Linked DNA regions of Mus musculus: all the other regions are linked to region 1. The links are chromatin loops, found by intact Hi-C in ENCODE. Cell type or tissue: left cerebral cortex. All regions are shown on one strand. Each heading gives the region's core, and the rest is flanking DNA. Links, peaks and the distances in the headings are about the cores only. Region 1 holds the start of Mycl (v-myc avian myelocytomatosis viral oncogene lung carcinoma derived). Region 2 has its middle 21 kb from the start of Heyl. Region 3 overlaps Trit1 (tRNA isopentenyltransferase 1).

Region 1 (5,515 bases), core at 1,516-5,515:
AAAGACATAAAAACAAAACACCAGAGCCAGTGAGATGGCTCAGTGGGTAAAAACTCCTACTGCAAAACCTGGTGACCAGAGTTCAATTCTCAGAACCCACACGGTGAAAGAAGAGTACTGTCTCCTACAAGTTGTCTTCTGATCTCCACATACCCTCAGCACACATACAGACACACATACAGACACACACACACTATGTGTGTATCTGTGTGTGTGTGTATATATATATATATATATACACATACATACATACATATATATACTATGTACGTATATGTATGTATAATATATATATAATGTGTATATATAGTGAATGTATGGATATATATGTATGTGTGTGTGTGTATGAATTAGAACATAACAACAACAAAACTGCAGATAATTTAGATGTCTCTAGAGTAGCATTTGTTACCTTGGTCAATTTATCACCATTCTGGGTCCAGACATTAACTCAGAAACCACAGTTGTCAGTCCTAAAAGCTACAGTGTCTCCTCGGAACAGACAGACACACATTAACCAGGCTCATGAGACCGCTATTTCAAATCAGATGCCAATTCATTAATTTACAAGGGGAAGTGAGGTTTTGGAGCACGTTGGATTTCTCTGTTGCTGAGTGCATTCTCTCTCTGTAGGTGGGGTTACATGGGATGCAAAACGGCTTTCAGAGAACTGCTGAGCGAGCCAGTGTAGGTAAGGTGGGGGATGAACTGGCTGGCTTCAAGGAATGATGCCTCCATCTTCCCTGTCTCCGGATCAGCTTTTTGCACCCAGCGAGATCTTGATAGTGTTCACTGCTGGTGATTACCATGGCAGCTCTCCATAATTTCTGCCTTTCTCTGAGGCCCACACCTTTGGCCTAATGCCAATACTTTCTTAGTTATATTAATACTTTTGGTCTGGGGATATGGCTCAGGGGTAGAGCCTTTGCCCAAGCCTATATCAGACTCTAGGTTCAATTTCCACCCCTGAAGAAAAATCGTTTTAGTCTTTTTGTTTGGTTTGGTTTGGTTTTATTTTTGGCTTCTGGGGGAGGGGGTTGTTTGGTTTTTGGTTTTGGTTTTTTGGGTTTGTTTGTTTGTTTTTGTTGGGTTTTTGCTTTGTTTGGTTTTGTTTTTCAAGACAGGGGTGATCTGTGTAGCCCTGGCTGTCCTGGAACTCACTCTGTAGACCAGGCTGGCCTCGAACTCAGAAATCTGCCTGCCTCTGCCTCCCGAGTGCTGGGATTAAAGGCGTGTGCCACCACTGCCCTGCCGTCATTTTAGTCTTGAGACGGGGTTGCAACAAGTTGGCCAGTGCTCAAATGATCCTCCTGTAGTTTGCATCCCAAGTAGCTACAATTACAGGTGTATGCCATTGTGTCCTTACTACATTAGAATATTTAATCAGGGAATAGTCTAGATGGTCTCCAGTGGGGAATTGGAACACCCTTGTATTATAGCATTAGAAGGTTGTATTGGGGCTGGAGAGATGGCTCAGCGGTTAAGAGCACTGACTGCTCTTCCAAAGGTCCCGAGTTCAAATCCCAGCAACCACATGGTGGCTCACAACCATCTGCAATGAGATCTGATACCCTCTTCTGGTGTGTCTGAAGACAGCTACAGTGTACTCATATATAATAATAAATAAATCTTTAAAAAGAAGAAGAAGAAGGAGAAGAAGAAGAAGATTGTATTGGGAATACAGGCATGAGCCATCATACCTGGCCTTAGTGAGGTCAGTCTGGGCAACAGAGTGAGAATCTGTTTCAAAAAAAAAAAAAAAAGAACAAAATGAACAACTCAGGTAGGCCTATTTTCCAAATATAGATTCCAAGCCTCCTGTGAATTCTATGCAACAATATCTCCCTTAAAAGTTATTTTCCTGCTTACATTGGTTTCTGTTATTGTGACCAAGACCCCGGAAAGTGCAGCAACCACCACAGACATCTGCATGCCTGACAACAAGACCCTGAAAGGGAGTCTAATCCCTCTGCACCAAGGCTGCAACCAAATCAGGAGCCTTTTCTGGGCCTCCCAGTACAGCACAGAGCAGGGCATACAGGCCGTCTCAATAAAATCTGGTTGGCTAGGTCACTCAGGAAGCCAGTGCGTAAATATTGCCAGAAGTCATTCTAGGTGCAGGGACTACAAAGCGAGCCAATTCCTGCTTTCAAGGATGTCCTACACACACCTTAGACACAACAAATGGAAAATGGAGAGTCACACACACCCCCTGTCTTCTCACCCAACTCGTGGGTCATCTCACACCTCCCTGGCCCAAAACAACGGGACGTGTTTATCCTTCTGGCTTCAGTCTGTTAGGATGGCAACAGCCTGTAGTTCTGAGTAGTTAGACAAAAAGAGTAGGAGGAAGAGAAGGATGGCAGACAACCAGACACCAGACCTTGATGCCAGGTGTAGGATTCTAGATGAATTGGCTGCTATCCTAAGTTACCTTCCTTGGACCTAAATTAGTTAGTCTTTTCCTTTCTCAGAAGGTAGCCTGTTTATGATAACACAAAGGAAATATATATATATCTCCATCGTCTCGGCCAGGGATGTCATGCAAAACTTCAAACACTTTGATCCCACAGCTAGGAAGCACAAAACAGGGGCCTGAATGAAGTTTCCACACCCCTACACTCCTATCTCTAAAACAGCCGTTAGGAGAGTTTTGTGTGGAGGATGAATTCTGGGAGGCAGGGCTGTGAAGGAAGGGTCAAGTGTCAGCTATGACCTGGGGGATGACAGAGGTCTCACTACCCTCCCCAGGGATAAAGCTGCTGTTGTTCGAATTCTCTCATGTCCTTTCCTAAGGTGCTCTATCTTTTTAGTAAACAAATTCAGCCCGGCGATCCTGTGAAGTCATTACCATTCCTTCATTTCACAAGTAAAATTGGGGCTCCGAGGGATTATATATACTGCAGGCTTTCTAGCTCGGAATCTTCACTGCTATTCAAGGTTTAAGCCACTGAGCTAAAGAATGGGCTAATGGTTACTGAAGCAATGGGTTGAAGAAGCCTGGGTTCAGGGCCGAGGGCCACCAGGTGGCGCGGTGGAGGTGCAGTGTGTGCCCCACCATCACCACCACCACCTCCTCTGTCATGGGTGGGACGCACCTGAACCTGGTGGGGCGCGCCCCGGGAAGTAGACTAGCAGGGTGGGGCAGGGAGCAGCTCTAGTCCTTGGCTCTGAGTAGGCGCGGAGCGCCGCTTTAGTTAAGTCGCTTGGACCGCGGGAGCCTCTCGAACAGTCACGCCTCCACCAGGAGACTGCGGGGCTGCATCAGCTCTTCTGCTCTGCGCTCCCCAGCGTACAATTTATTAGGGAGCTTCAAGGGATAGAATAGAAACGACCAGTTCAGCCAGGAGGTGGGGCCGGCCCCACCTGTCGCCAGCGGAGAGAGGGGCGGGAGGGGGAGGGGCTTGTCTCCTAGGGACCACCCCCCCTCCTGGTCCCCAAGCCCCGGGCACGCGACGAGATATAAAGCAGTCGGGAAACAATGCGCCTGCAGATCGCGCTCCCGCGTCGATCCCGGGAGCGTCCTGGCTGCCGTGTGCGAGCGAGGCGGGGGGCGCGCGCACGGGGGGCGCGCTCGTGAGTGCGGGGCCGCGCGCTCGGTGGCGCGCATGTGTGTGTGTGCGGGCTGCCGGGCTTCCCCGAGCCGGCGGGGAGCCGCTCCGCTCCAGGTGGCGGGCGGCGGGAGCGAGGTGAGGCTGCGGGTGGCCCGGGCAGGGGTCCCCAGGGGACTGGCGGGCTGCAAGGCTGCAGACTGCCTTCGAGACAGCGCGCCCCCGCCCGGCCCTGCTGTGCCCCCGGAGCTGAGCTCCGGGCGGTGCTGGCAAAGTTTGCTTTGAACTCGCTCCCCTCAGCCTGGTCGGCCCGTTGCGAGCTGCCCTGAGCGAGCTGACCCCAGGCCAGGCTTCCCAGGAGCAGGGACCAGGGCGCGGGCTGCAAGCTGGTGGGCCTGGGGAGAGACCAGAGCCCCGCAGCCAGCTGCAGCGAGGGACTCGGAGCCGCCTCTTCCCTCGGCGGGCACCGCAGTCAGCTCGTCTCCCCCTTCCCTCCCGCAGGGAGCGGACATGGACTTCGACTCGTATCAGCACTATTTCTACGACTATGACTGCGGAGAGGATTTCTACCGCTCCACGGCGCCCAGCGAGGACATCTGGAAGAAATTCGAGCTGGTGCCGTCGCCCCCCACGTCGCCGCCCTGGGGCTCCGGTCCCGGCGCCGTGGACCCAGCCTCTGGGATTAATCCCGGGGAGCCGTGGCCTGGAGGGGGTGCCGGGGACGAGGCGGAATCTCGGGGCCATTCGAAAGCCTGGGGCAGGAATTATGCTTCCATCATTCGCCGTGACTGCATGTGGAGCGGCTTCTCCGCCCGAGAACGGCTGGAGAGAGTGGTGAGCGACAGGCTGGCCCCAGGCGCGCCCCGGGGGAACCCGCCCAAAGCGCCCGCTACCCCGGACGGCACTCCTAGTCTGGAAGCCAGTAACCCGGCGCCCGCCACCCAATGTCAGCTGGGCGAGCCCAAGACTCAGGCCTGCTCCGGGTCCGAGAGCCCCAGCGATTCTGGTAAGGACCACCCGGGGGCTAGCTAAGAGGGAGGCACCCCTTGGGTGGCCAGAGCTCTATCTACCGCTGTTTGAAATCAGGCATTAGATCTTAAACCTTCCCATCACCTCCCCATTTTCTGACTGAAGCTGTCGGTGTAGCCCCCAGCTGTGTCTGTCTGGCACGTGGGTGTGTTGGTAAACAGTTTGGAGAAGTGGGGAGGGAGCCAGCGTCCCTCTGATGGTGATTGGAGCCCCAGGGGACCAGGGCGACTTGGTGAGGGTTGGCGCTTAGAGAGGACAATACTCGGGTTGGACTGTAGGGGATTTCTGTCCTTGGGAGGTTGAAAGGGTTCCCTTAAGAGTCACTCCAAGCTTGAAGCTTTTTTGTTGCTGCCTCTTTCCCTGGGAAACTCACACTTCCCTAAGGGAGAAAAGACTGAGATACCTTTTGAGCAGAACCAAAAGCCTTCCTCCACTCGAAAACCTCCATCTCCCGCCTGCTGCACTTTAAATTGCTAATTCTCTTCTCTTACCCCAGTCCCAGTCCTTACTACTTCCCATCACTAGTGACTAGTGAGACAGGTGGAGGGAGAGTAAACGCTCCTCTTAACAGATGGGAAAACTGAGGATTAGAGACAGGAAATCAGTCAAGTGAGCCCCAGCCTCCTGCTGTCTAGTCGCTTCTTTTCCCAACTCCTTTCCCTGTCTTTCTTGGTGTTTAGAGGGTCTTCCTCATAGCTTGTTTGAGAAGAGCTACACGATGCCTGTTGATTTGGCCTTAGGAAGGTATCCAATCTCCCGCCCAATACATCTGTGGGCTTCGGCTGCTCTTCTACATTCAACATTCCTGCTCGGTCCCATCTCTGGTATTGAGATAATGGTCGTAGCGCCCCAGGCCTCCCTCCATACTGATGAAGAGCAGTCTTCACTGAGCTCAGACCACCTTGCTCTTCCCCTAGCCTCTGAGCCCCCCCCCC
Region 2 (5,515 bases), core at 891-4,890, 260 kb after region 1:
CGGCAGCTCACAGGTAGAGGTGGAGAGGAGCTGAGAGAGCAACATTCAGACAGGCAGGCAGCCGGAAGAGACAGTGAGTGACACTGGGCCTGACTTGAGCATTTGAAACCCCAAAGTCCACCCCTTGTGTCACACTTCCTCCATCAAGAAACTTCCTCCATCAAGAACACAACCCTTAATCCCTGTCAAATAGTGCCACTCCCTCATGACCAAGCATTCAAATCTATGAGCCTATGAGGGGGGAGGGGCATTCTTATTCAAACAACCACAGGGCATGTGTATGTGTATGTGCATGTATGCATGCGTGTGTGTGTGTGCATGTATGTGTGTGGTGTGTGTATATGTGTGCATGTATGTGTGTGCATGTGTGTGTGGTGTGTGTATGTGTATGTGTGCATGTGTGTGTGTGTGTGTGGTGTGTGTATGTGTACGTGTGCATGTGTGTGTGTGTGGTGTGTGTATGTGTGTGTGTGTGCATGTGTGTGTGTGTGTATGTGTGTGTGTGTGTGCATGCATCACATTCATGGGGAGGTCAGGATCAGCTTGCTCCTTCCACCTTGCTTTTCAGGCAGGCTCTCTCTCATTTCTTTTGCTGCTCTGCACTGAGCAGCTTCTAGCTGGTTCTTCCATTTCTGCCTCCCCCCTCCCCCCTTAGGAGCTCTGGCATCACAGTGGGAACCTCACACCCAGCTGTTTACATGAGTTCCTGGAGTTGAACTCATACACTGCACCCACTGAGCCACCTCACCAGCCCACTCTTGTCCCTTCTTAAGACGGCTAAAACCCAGAAGCAAACTTGATCAATCATTGTTGGCATAGGGGAACCATGTGCCTTCTCTGGACTCTCCTAGCCCTGTCAGGCTCTCACTCAAGACTGAGTTCATGGGTAACCAGGTTTGGGGATTTCCAGTTTTGTCCCTGTAGTATGTGAATAACTGGTCCGAAGCACCTGGCCCCGTGCCATGACCAGCAGGGAGATGCGTGGGTGTCATCCATTCTGCCTCAGTCCCTTAGACAGGGGTCTTATTGAGATTCTGTGTGGGGTGCTGTATGGTGGCTTTGGACACAGGCCAGCACTTGAAGTGCTAAAGGAGGAACACAAAAGCCCTAGGCCAAACCCTGGCAACTTCCCTGCATGGTCAGAAGCAAGGCTAGGATTGAGACCTCCTAGCCAGTACCTAGCCTCCCGAGCACAGACGTGGATTCCTACCACCAATAACTCAGAGGCATCTCAGACGACCATGCCCAAAGCCACACGCCAGGTCTCTTCAGATCTGGTTCCTCTGATGCAGTCTTCAGACCTTCAGGGTTTCTGGAAACAGCAACTTGGTCCTTCCGGTTGCTCAAGCATAAAAAGTTCTAGAGTTGGCCCTTGAACAGCCGTTTTTCTGTCTCTGTCTCTCTCTGAGAGAGCGAGGTTTTATATGTATGAGCATTGGCATCCCATGCATGCAGGCATGGCTGGTGACTGCAGAGGCCAGAAGAGTGCACTGGATCCCCAGGCGTTGCAGTTACAAGCACTTGAGCTGCCACATGACTGGCGGGATTCAAACCCAGGTCCTCTCCAAGGGCAACATCTGCCCTTAACTGCTGAGCCATCTCTCTAACCCCTTGAACCTCTTTCTTACAGCCCACAGCCAGTGTGCCAGCAAGCCCTAGTCATTCCGTCTTTGAATTGCTCTGGTGTCCTGTGACACTGGCCTCTGCCATTCCTTGCAGGCAGGTATCCTGTTGTGGGTTCTTTGGACTTTCCTCAGTGCCCGTTCGGTATAGGATTCTCTAACAGCACCCACTTTCGTGTGTGCTCCCTCAAGCCCCAGCATCCTAGCACTCCCAGCTGCCTTCTACGCTCTGGTTTTGGCATACTAAGAATATACCAAGACTATTACTAAAAATATACCAAAGATATTACTAAGAATATACCAAGAATATTATTGCAATATCAAGGCTAGCCTGATCTACATAGGAAGTCCCAGGCCAGAAGGGGCTACATAGGGAGACACTGCCTCAGATAATAATACCAAGAACAACAATAAAATAAAAACCTCAACATTCCTCATTTTTGTCAGTTTTTCTTCTTAGAATCCTTCAGGTGATAGGAAATTTTCCTTTCTTTTCTTTTTTATCTTGTGCTATTCTGGTTTTGGGGGGGGTGGGTGTGTGCAGGGGTGTTCAGTGTTCCTTTGGTTTGGTTTGGTTCGGTTTGGTTTCAGTTTTTCAAGACGAGTTTCTTTGTATGGCTCTGGCTGTCCTGACACTAGCTCTGTAGCCCAGGCTGGCCTTGAACTCACACAAATCCACCTGCTTCTGCCTCCCGAGTACTGGGGTCAAAGGTGTACACCACCATGGCCCCACATATTGTTCTGCTTTTTAATTTTATTTATTTGTTTGTTTGTTTGGTTGGTTGGTTGGTTGGTTGGTTGGTTGGTTGGTTTTTTGAGACAGGGTTTCTCTGTGTAGCCCTGACTGTCCTGGAACTCACTTTTGTAGACCAGGCTGACCTCAAACTCAGAAATCCCCCACCTCTGTCTCCCAAGTGCTGGGATTAAAGGCATGTGCCACCACCGCCCAGGTTCTGCTTTTTTATAAAAGAACATTTTTTAAAAGATTTTATTTATTTGTTTGTTTGTTTGTTTGTTTGTTTATTGTATGTGAGTACTCAGTGCACTATCACTTTCTTCAGACACATCAGAAGAGGGTCTCAGATCTGTTACAGATGGTTGTGAGCCACCATGTGGTTGCTGGGAATTGAACTCATGACTTCTGGAAGAGCAGTCAGTGCTCTTAACCACTGCACTGAGCCATCCCTCCAACCCTATTGTTCTGGTTTTTAAGACAGTGTCTCACTCTGCAGCCCAGGTTGGCCTGAGAGTTATTGTGTAGCCCAGGTTGGCCTGAGAGTTATTGTGTAGCCCAGGTTGGCCTGAGAGTTATTGTGTAGCCCAGGTTGGCCTGAGAGATATTGTGTAGCCCAGGTTGGCCTGAGAGTTACTGTGTAGCCCAGGTTGGCCTGAGAGTTACTGTGTAGCCCAGGTTGGCCTGAGAGTTACTGTGTAGCCCAGGTTGGCCTGAGAGTTACTGTGTAGCCCAGGTTGGCCTGAGAGTTATTGTGTAGCCCAGGTTGGCCTGTCCTCATGCCTCAGCCTCCCAAGCACTGGGAATGCAATGAGTCTCCAAAGCCAGCGAGTTCTTTGTGTGTGACTACTAACTGTATTATAAAACTGTAATAGTATGCAATATTAATAAATGATTTATTACAAATAATAAGTTATAAAATGGGTTATGGATCAAATTCTGGCTTAGCTGCAAATCCTTTAAACGATTGGGGTATTTCTCATAGCCTATGTGCCTGTTCTTTATCCATTACTGCCCCCTAGTGGTCCATCAAAATAACATAATTGCTCACTGATTTATAGGCACTCTTGGTTTATCCTGATAAATGCATTGACCGTACCTGAGCTTCACGTGCCAACAGAACAGTGGGCACACTGCTGAGCTCTGTTCTTCACCCTCACAGCTGGATGGATGACTCGTGGCTGTATCTCCCTGCTATCGGCCAACATCCCAAGTAACAGGCTACATACAGTCAGCTCATAAAGAAATTTAAAACTCCAAATATGGGGACTGGAGAGATGGCTCAGCGATTAAGAGCACTGACTGCTCTTCCGAAGATCCTGAGTTCAAATCCCAGCAACCACACAGTGGCGATGACAGCTACAGTGTACTTATATATGATAAATAAACAAATCTTTTTTTTTTAAACTCCAACTATGGCTTTAACTGAGTTCATATCAGCTTTGTATAGTGGTGAAGTATCCAAATGTTTGTTCTGGCACTATTCCGTGTGTGTCTGAGAGGGTTTTGCTTATCATTTGTTTGGCTTTTTGAGACAAAAATCTCTCTAGCCCTGGCTGTCCTAGGGACTAGGTATATATATATATATATCCAGGCTGGCCCTTGAACGAACATAGAGAGATGAGCCCACCTCTGGCTTCCAGACACCCACATACATATGGCATATATTCACATGAACATATACACTTATAAAATATATATAAAGAAATATAAAATGAGGGGCTGGTAAGAAGGCTCAGCAGATACAGGGGCCTGCCGCCAAGCCCAACAGCCAGGACTTATACAGTGGAAGATAGAACCAGCTCCATAAAGGTGGCCTCTGACTTCAAAATGAATGCAGTGACATGCACATGTCATCCCTAATAAAATAAATAAATAAATGTAAAAATAAATAAAACTTTAAAATAAGATTTTTTTTTAACCCAATGGCTGTTTGAGCTTTTGGGTAAAGTCTTTTTAAAAACAGACTAGGTAGTGTGGCACACACCTTTAATCCCAGCACTCCGGAGCCAGAGATATGTGGATCTCTGTGAGTTCCAGGCCAGCCTTGTCTACAGAGCTAGTTCTAGGCCAGACAGGACTACACAAAGAAACCCTGTCTTGAAAAACAGAAAGAAAGCCAGGTGGTGGTGGCGCATGCCTTTAATCTCAGCACTTGGGAGACAGAGGCAGGCGGATTTCTGAGTTCGAAGCCAGCCTGGTCTACAGAGTGAGTTCCAGGACAGCCAGGGCTACACAGAGAAACCCTGTCTCAAAAAAACAAAACAACAACAAAAAAGAAAGAAGAAGAAGAAAGAAAGAAGAAAAGAAAGAAAACAAAAAGTTCAGCCAGGTAGTGGTGGTGTCAGTGCACTCCTTTAAATCCCAGCACTCAGGAGGCAGAGGCAGGTGGATCTCTGTGATTTTTGAAGCCAACCTTCTTTACAGAATGAGTTCCAAGACAGCCAAGGCTATGCAGGGAAAACAAACAAAAGTTTGATTGTAGTGACAACTTTGGCATTTGGGTTCTTTTAAATACACAGAAATATTTTTAAGAATATGTGTTTTTGTTTTAGTCACCAGTGTGAGGCACAGAGCGGCAGCAGCTATGATCTGCCTCATGCTCTAGCAGGGGAGTGATTTTGCCAGCTGCAGATAGTTTCTGTGATTGTGTAATGTTTGGACTCCCCAGACTCTTTAGAGGGTGTGTCAATGCTAGAGCCCCCCTTTCCCCTCTATCCTTTCTTCTCTCTTATCTGGGACTGGGGGGTTGAAAGGGTGGAGAAGGGTGGAAGAAGGAAGAACCCACAAAGAAGCCAGAAACAAGCTACATTTGATGAACTTTGGTTTGCGGTTAGGATAGAATTTGCAATAGTCTCTGATATAGCCCTAAACATATCTCTGTTTCACTTAGAGACTATCTTATATATTTCTGTGTTCAAGCCCGTGTAGATGGCACCTTACATATATAATACGCTGTTTTCTCTAAATAAACAGAAGAAAATTAAGTTTAACATTTTTAGTTCAATGTGGGTGCTAATTTCTGCACAAAGTTAACTCCCCATGGTAAACTGGGAGATTTTTTTTACCTAAAGTGAAGAATGACAATAAAGTTTTCAAAAACCCAAATCTTTTTTGTTGTTGTTGTTTTGTTTTTGTTTTTCGAGACAGGGTTTCTCTG
Region 3 (5,515 bases), core at 506-4,505, 58 kb after region 1:
GGAGAAAGGGAAATGTAGAGTGGCCTAGAAACAGGTGCAGAGCTTGACTAAGGCCAGGTGTGCTGTGGGTGCTGCCTGCGCTCTCCTGGTCTCACCTTTCCATGTGGCGGCAGGTGTAGGCCAGTCCGGTCTATGGAGAATCTTATTTGTGGTTGGCACACTCAAAAGGCCAGCACCTGCCAGCCGTTGGCATCTTGATGCCTTTGATATTTTTTTGTCTATGGGACAATGCTTCTTGCCTTCAGGTAACTAACTTCACCTAGCTGTGGAAGGCAGTCTAGTGTGGCTGTGGAATGCAGAGGCGAACTGTAGCTAAAGTATTACAGCACGGTTGATGTGCTCAGATGCGTGGGGTCTTTTCCTTCTCCCTCCAGTCTCATGTCTGTTCGGAAGTATTTACCGCAGAGTGGGCTTTCATCCTTTATATATGGTTCTTAAAAAAGGTGTTCGGAAACCTGGTGTTGTACTACATGGCTGTAATCCCATCACTTAGAAGGTAGAGAGGCAGGAGGGTCTGGGCTCTAAGACCTAACTCAGGTGCATAGTGAGTTTGAGGATAGTCAGGGCTGGGCCACATGACTCTCTGACACTCCTCCCCAAGAGCATGGAGGGCAGGGTGAGATTTAACTAGATCAGCCCCAAGGCTAATAGAGTAGGCACTTACTCAAACCTCTTAGCTTAGTTCCTCCTATAAAGTACTGTCTTTGTATCACAGTAGCCCACCTAGTACTCACCAGAGCTGTTACTCCGTTTTGATTTCCTTACGGATCGAAGACTCTGCACCTAAGTCCCTGTTTACATGGTCATTCGTGTTTCCTGCCTGTGAGTCAGGCTATGGGTCTTTGAGGTTGTGGCTCATATTTATAGTAGAATCATAGCATAGTCAGAGTGTCACTCCTTTGGCCCCGTGCATTCTGCTTGAGGGTTTTAAGAGTCTTAGAAACAGAAGAGATTGGAACTTGTAGGCCAGACTTTCACAACTTTTCTTTGTCGTCATTAGGACCTGGGCCCAGTGTCCCCCCGGTATATGGCTTAGAAGTATCTGATGTTTCCAAGTGGGAGGAGTCTGTTCTGGAACCTGCTCTCAATATAGTACAAAGTTTCATCCAGGTGACTATTAAGGAGGCATGGCCTATGATCAGGTTTGCAGAGTCTTGTCTTTTACTGGCACTTTTGCAGCTATTTTGGCGAGCCAAATGCCTTTTCAATGGGATAAAGCAGCAGGGCTTACTGCTGTTACATCTCTGGAGCCTGTTTTTGCTTTCACATTTAGAAAGGTTGTTGCTAAAATCTGTTAACAGCCCACCTGCTCTCTGGGGGATGAAAAAGGAATCTTGGGAAAATCCCATTCTCTTTAACATCAAAGACTTGTCCCCAAATCTCTTTGCATTGAGTGCCCCTGCCTGTTTTTCTCTTAGGGTCACAAACCTACAGCCATGCCAGTGAAGATGGCATACAATGAAAGTGAGAACAAGAGAAGTTACCACATGTGTGACCTCTGTGACCGGATCATCATTGGGGACCGGGAATGGGCAGGTAGAGTGCAGATGAGGGGCTGTGTGGAGGGTCATGGGAAATATATTTGGGTGGGTGGGGGTGTCACACTTTCTAAAACTTCGTCTTTAATAATTGAATGCTGGAATCAGCTTTGTAACAGGACAGATTCCTGAGAACCTTTCCCAGACTAGGGCATTACCTCTGTAGCCTGACATGCAGAAGACCGTTGTCCTCCAGATGCAGCTAGAATAGGAATATTCTATTGAGAGAAGTTTGTTGGCCTTTCCTGTGTAGAACTTAGTTGTGGGACAGAGAAATAAAGTTATTTTAGGCAACTCCTGCAAGCTAGTTTGGAGCGGAAGCACAGCTGGAAGGGAGCAGGCATCATGGGTTCCTCAGGCCCAGAGGTCTTTCAGCCTCTCTAGATAACTTGTTGAACTGGTGATGGCTCAGACTGTGACAGAAGATGGGAAGAAGTGCAGTGAGAGCTAGCCTGTGCTAGCCTGCCCAGCGGCAGGAAGCCTGCACAGAGTGTGCTTCGCTGGGACTCTCAGAGTAGATGTTTCTCTCCATATCACCCCATACAATGATTAGGTCTATTAACTGGCATCTCTGGCAAAATGCACCCCATTGTCAGAGACTGGGACGGCTGTGTGTCCGTCCGAGCAGCAGAAGAAGCCCTGATTGTTGTTGGTGTATAATGATGAAAGGGGAAGAGAGAGAGGGCGTCTGATTGCTTTGTAAAGGAAACTTAGTGGTTCGATTTGTTGACTGTCCTTTGGGGGGAGCCTTTGTGAGCTTGGCTGTGTGAGCCTTCTGTAGTGCCATCTGTCGAGTCCGCGCTCCCATCCCCTGCTGCCGTGGAGAGGAGCCCAGAGCCCAGGGCTGCCTTACGCTCTGGTTAGAGAAGAAAGCTGACTCTTCGTCCCACACAAAGTCTCTCAGCTTCTCAACACTGCCACACTCACACTTCAGACCTTGTTTTAGTGATGCTTTTAATATGTGTAGAAGAATTTAGCCTAGCTCAGTGGGTAAAGGAGCTTGTCGCCAAGCCTGGTGACTTGAGTTCAATGTCTGGAACCAGCATGGTAAAGGGAGAACCACCTTCCACTTTCACAAGTCTCCCCCCCCATGTATATACACAAATAGTAAATAAATACATTTGAAAATTAGTCTGATCATCCCTCCCTCTAGGTGTTCCCAAAGGAGGTTTCTTTGCAGAGCAGGATAGTAAAAATGAGCCTATATGAACTAGTCACTGGGTAAAAGTGAGAGGACCAGGGAGTTCATGTAACAAACCTGCTGGCAGAGCCTTAGCCAATGTACAGCACAGGCCTAGAGCCGTGCACTTGGGAGGTGAAGGCAGGAGAAGCCTGAGGTCAGTGTGGGCTACCTAGTAAGACCGTCTTAAATAGCGATAAATGTGTGTCTACTCTGTTATTTATTGACAGTTTAAAAGGCTGAATAGTTATATTTAAATGCTCTTGTTTGTTTATTTTTGTTTAATTAATTCTAGAAAACCCTGATGACTTTTTGTTTATTTGGCCTTTGTTTTCTCAGCACATTTAAAATCCAAATCTCACTTGCACCAATTGAAGAAAAGAAGAAGGTTGGACTTAGACGCTGTCAGTGCCACAGGAAGTCAAAGTAATTCCCCAGACTGTGACCCGGAACGCATCGAGGGGGAATCCTCGGGGCAGCACAATCAAGAGCTGAAGGCCAGTGTTTGAGAGACATGCCTAGTGGCCTTTGCAGAGACGTGGGGATCAAGCCCAGGAGGGAGGGGAGTGTCGCTCTCCCACGCCTGGACTGAGGAATGCTGGGCAGAAGGCCCCACCATCTTCTTTCATTCTGTGCTGTGGTCTGCAGTGGAAACAGCAGGCCTTTCAGCTCCTTGTGTGCCTGTTGTGTCTGGTAATGATGTAGTTCAGAGTGGGATTTTTTTCTTTGAACCTTAAAGGTTTTATTTTAGAACGAGGCACAGATCGCACATTTTCTACTTGAGGATCTTTTTTAGTGGTGAATACCAAGATTCAGTGCATCCTTTAAAAGAGCGTTCTTGTCCCTGGCGCTGGCTAAAAATAGCTCGTTTCCAGATGCTTTTGTAGATGACTGAAGTATTGTAAGGCGCAGTCAGGAGCTCTGGACTCGAGAACGGCAGAAAGGAGTAGTGCAGAGAGATGATTAAGCAAACTCTCCCAGCTCTGTGAATCTACAGAAGAGGGGGTCAGGCTGAGGTGGTTGTGACCTGGATCTTGAAGACTAAAAGACACAGAGTCTGCTGAGCTGCTCCTGTGCATGGTGGCTGTCTCTTCATCTAGGGCAGAAATCTATAGATTCTTTTGAAATGTAAATAAAAAGATTGTAAACGCCCTATAGTTTCTATACAGCATGCTGCATTGTCAATTTGGTAGCTTTTTCTCTTTCTTTTTCTTTCTTTCTTTTTTTTTTCAAGACAGGGTTTCTCTGTGTAGCCCTGGCTGTCCTGGAACTCACTCTGTAGACCAGGCTGGCCTCGAACTCAGAAATCTGCCTGCCTCTGCCTCCCAAGTGCTGGGATCAAAGGCATGCACCACTAATGCCTCGTGGTGGCTTTTCTCAAACTCCATATTCATCATAGATGTAGCTGTATACCAAACACTTACATTCCTCAAAGATCCCCAGAGTTCCATTTGAGAACTCTGTGAGGAGTGGAGGACCATCTCTGATACCAACCAGTGTAGACAGGAATGCCGAGGGAGGCCTTCAATCCCAGGTCTCGGGAGACAGAGATAGATGGATCTCTAAGTTCAAGGTCAGCCTAGTCTACAGAGTGAGTTCCAGAACTGACTGAGTTCCAGGACACAGAGAAACCCTGTCTCAAAAACAGCAACAAAAAGAGTATCTCTGTTGTACTTAATTTTTAGAACCCCAGACCTTGGAAGGTCATGTAAGAAGAATCATGTATTCAGGGCCAGCCTTGACTATATATTGAAACCAAAACAATCCCCACACAACACAAACAAATTGGATCTGTAAATTGCACATCACATAAGCATGAGACCCAGGTTAGATCCCCAGAACCCACAGAAGAACCCTGGCGTGGTGGCAACGTGCTGCTGTTCCTACCGATGATGATATCACTGCACACCACAAGCCTGCCTGTCATCTGATATCTGGAGCTTGAGTTACAGGTGATTGTGAAGTGCTGTGTGGTGCTGGGAATCAAACCCAGACCCTCTAGAAGAGAGAGCATCAAGTGCTCTTAACCAGTGAGCCATCTCTAACACAAAATATGCTTCTGATCTCATTTACTAGGGAGGCAGAAACAGGATTATCTTGTGCCTCCTTTTGTCTAGCCTAGTATAATTTGCTGCTAGCAGACAAGTGAGAGGCACTGTCAGTAGAGGTGGGGGTGTGGTGGGTCAGAGACTTTGGGTCAAGTATTTACTTTAGAAGGACAAGGATCTGATTTCTGGTCCCTGGCACTTGGAGGCAGAGAAGGAAGAACAGCAAAAGGCAGCACTCTAGACCTCTTTGCCTGCCAGCCTAGCCAATCCATAACATCCAGGTTCATTGAGAGACCCTGTCTTTAAAAAGATCAAGGTAGAGGGCTGGTGAGGTGGCTCATCAGGTAAAAGTACCAATATAAAAGTGGGTGCAGTGTGAGCACCTGTCATCCATAACTCCCGAGAGATGGGAGCAGCAGCCCAGAGAACCATCCAGAAGTCCTCTGACCAACTAGCCTGGAGTATGTAGCATGCACAAACAAGATACCCTTTGGCTCAATAAGGGAGAAAGAGAACTAACTCCCAGAAGTTGCCCTCTGGCTCCCATGTCTGCATACTCTCACCATACATACACCATACACACCTACACAATGGTAATTGTTTTTAAAAGGCAGAGAGTTGTTCTACATGCATGCCCGTGTGTGTGTGTGTGTGTGTGTGTGAGTGTGTGTGTGTGCCCAAGGAGGAGTGACACCTACGGTTATTTCTCTGGTCTGCCCCCACACATACAGATACACACGTGCATACAC

The links. Hi-C counts contacts between places; a loop is a spot of excess contacts. Peaks named below come from ENCODE experiments on the same cell type or tissue, not always from the same donor. Only the 100,000 strongest peaks of a DNase experiment are listed, where the experiment ranks them.
Region 2: it touches region 1 in a loop (2.8-fold over the local background); 2 of 42 quality-filtered maps call a loop at or near these places.
Region 3: it touches region 1 in a loop (5-fold over the local background); 5 of 42 quality-filtered maps call a loop at or near these places.

The regions. Positions count from the first base shown.
Region 1 is chr4:122,992,462-122,997,976 of GRCm38, forward strand. It overlaps Mycl (v-myc avian myelocytomatosis viral oncogene lung carcinoma derived), which reads left to right and starts at 3,470. Exons shown (of 3, transcript NM_001303121.1): 1 at 3,470-3,689; 2 at 4,053-4,557. The coding sequence starts at 3,609. In left cerebral cortex, for the core only: CTCF peaks have their summits at 3,017 (motif pointing right) and 4,846; DNase peaks (open chromatin) are centred at 3,044, 3,526, 4,108, 4,310 and 1 more place; H3K4me3 peaks cover 2,339 bases; H3K27ac peaks cover 1,385 bases.
Region 2 is chr4:123,251,412-123,256,926 of GRCm38, forward strand. No RefSeq gene overlaps it. Among named protein-coding and RNA genes, the nearest start is that of Heyl, 21 kb to the left of the region's middle. In left cerebral cortex, for the core only: a CTCF peak has its summit at 3,381 (motif pointing left); DNase peaks (open chromatin) are centred at 1,052 and 3,372.
Region 3 is chr4:123,051,066-123,056,580 of GRCm38, forward strand. It overlaps Trit1 (tRNA isopentenyltransferase 1), which reads left to right. Exons shown (of 11, transcript NM_025873.3): 9 at 1,001-1,110; 10 at 1,419-1,536; 11 at 3,058-3,884. The coding sequence ends at 3,227. Among named protein-coding and RNA genes, the nearest start is that of Gm46868, 27 kb to the right of the region's middle. In left cerebral cortex, for the core only: a CTCF peak has its summit at 2,284; DNase peaks (open chromatin) are centred at 1,404, 2,360 and 3,563; H3K27ac peaks cover 1,524 bases.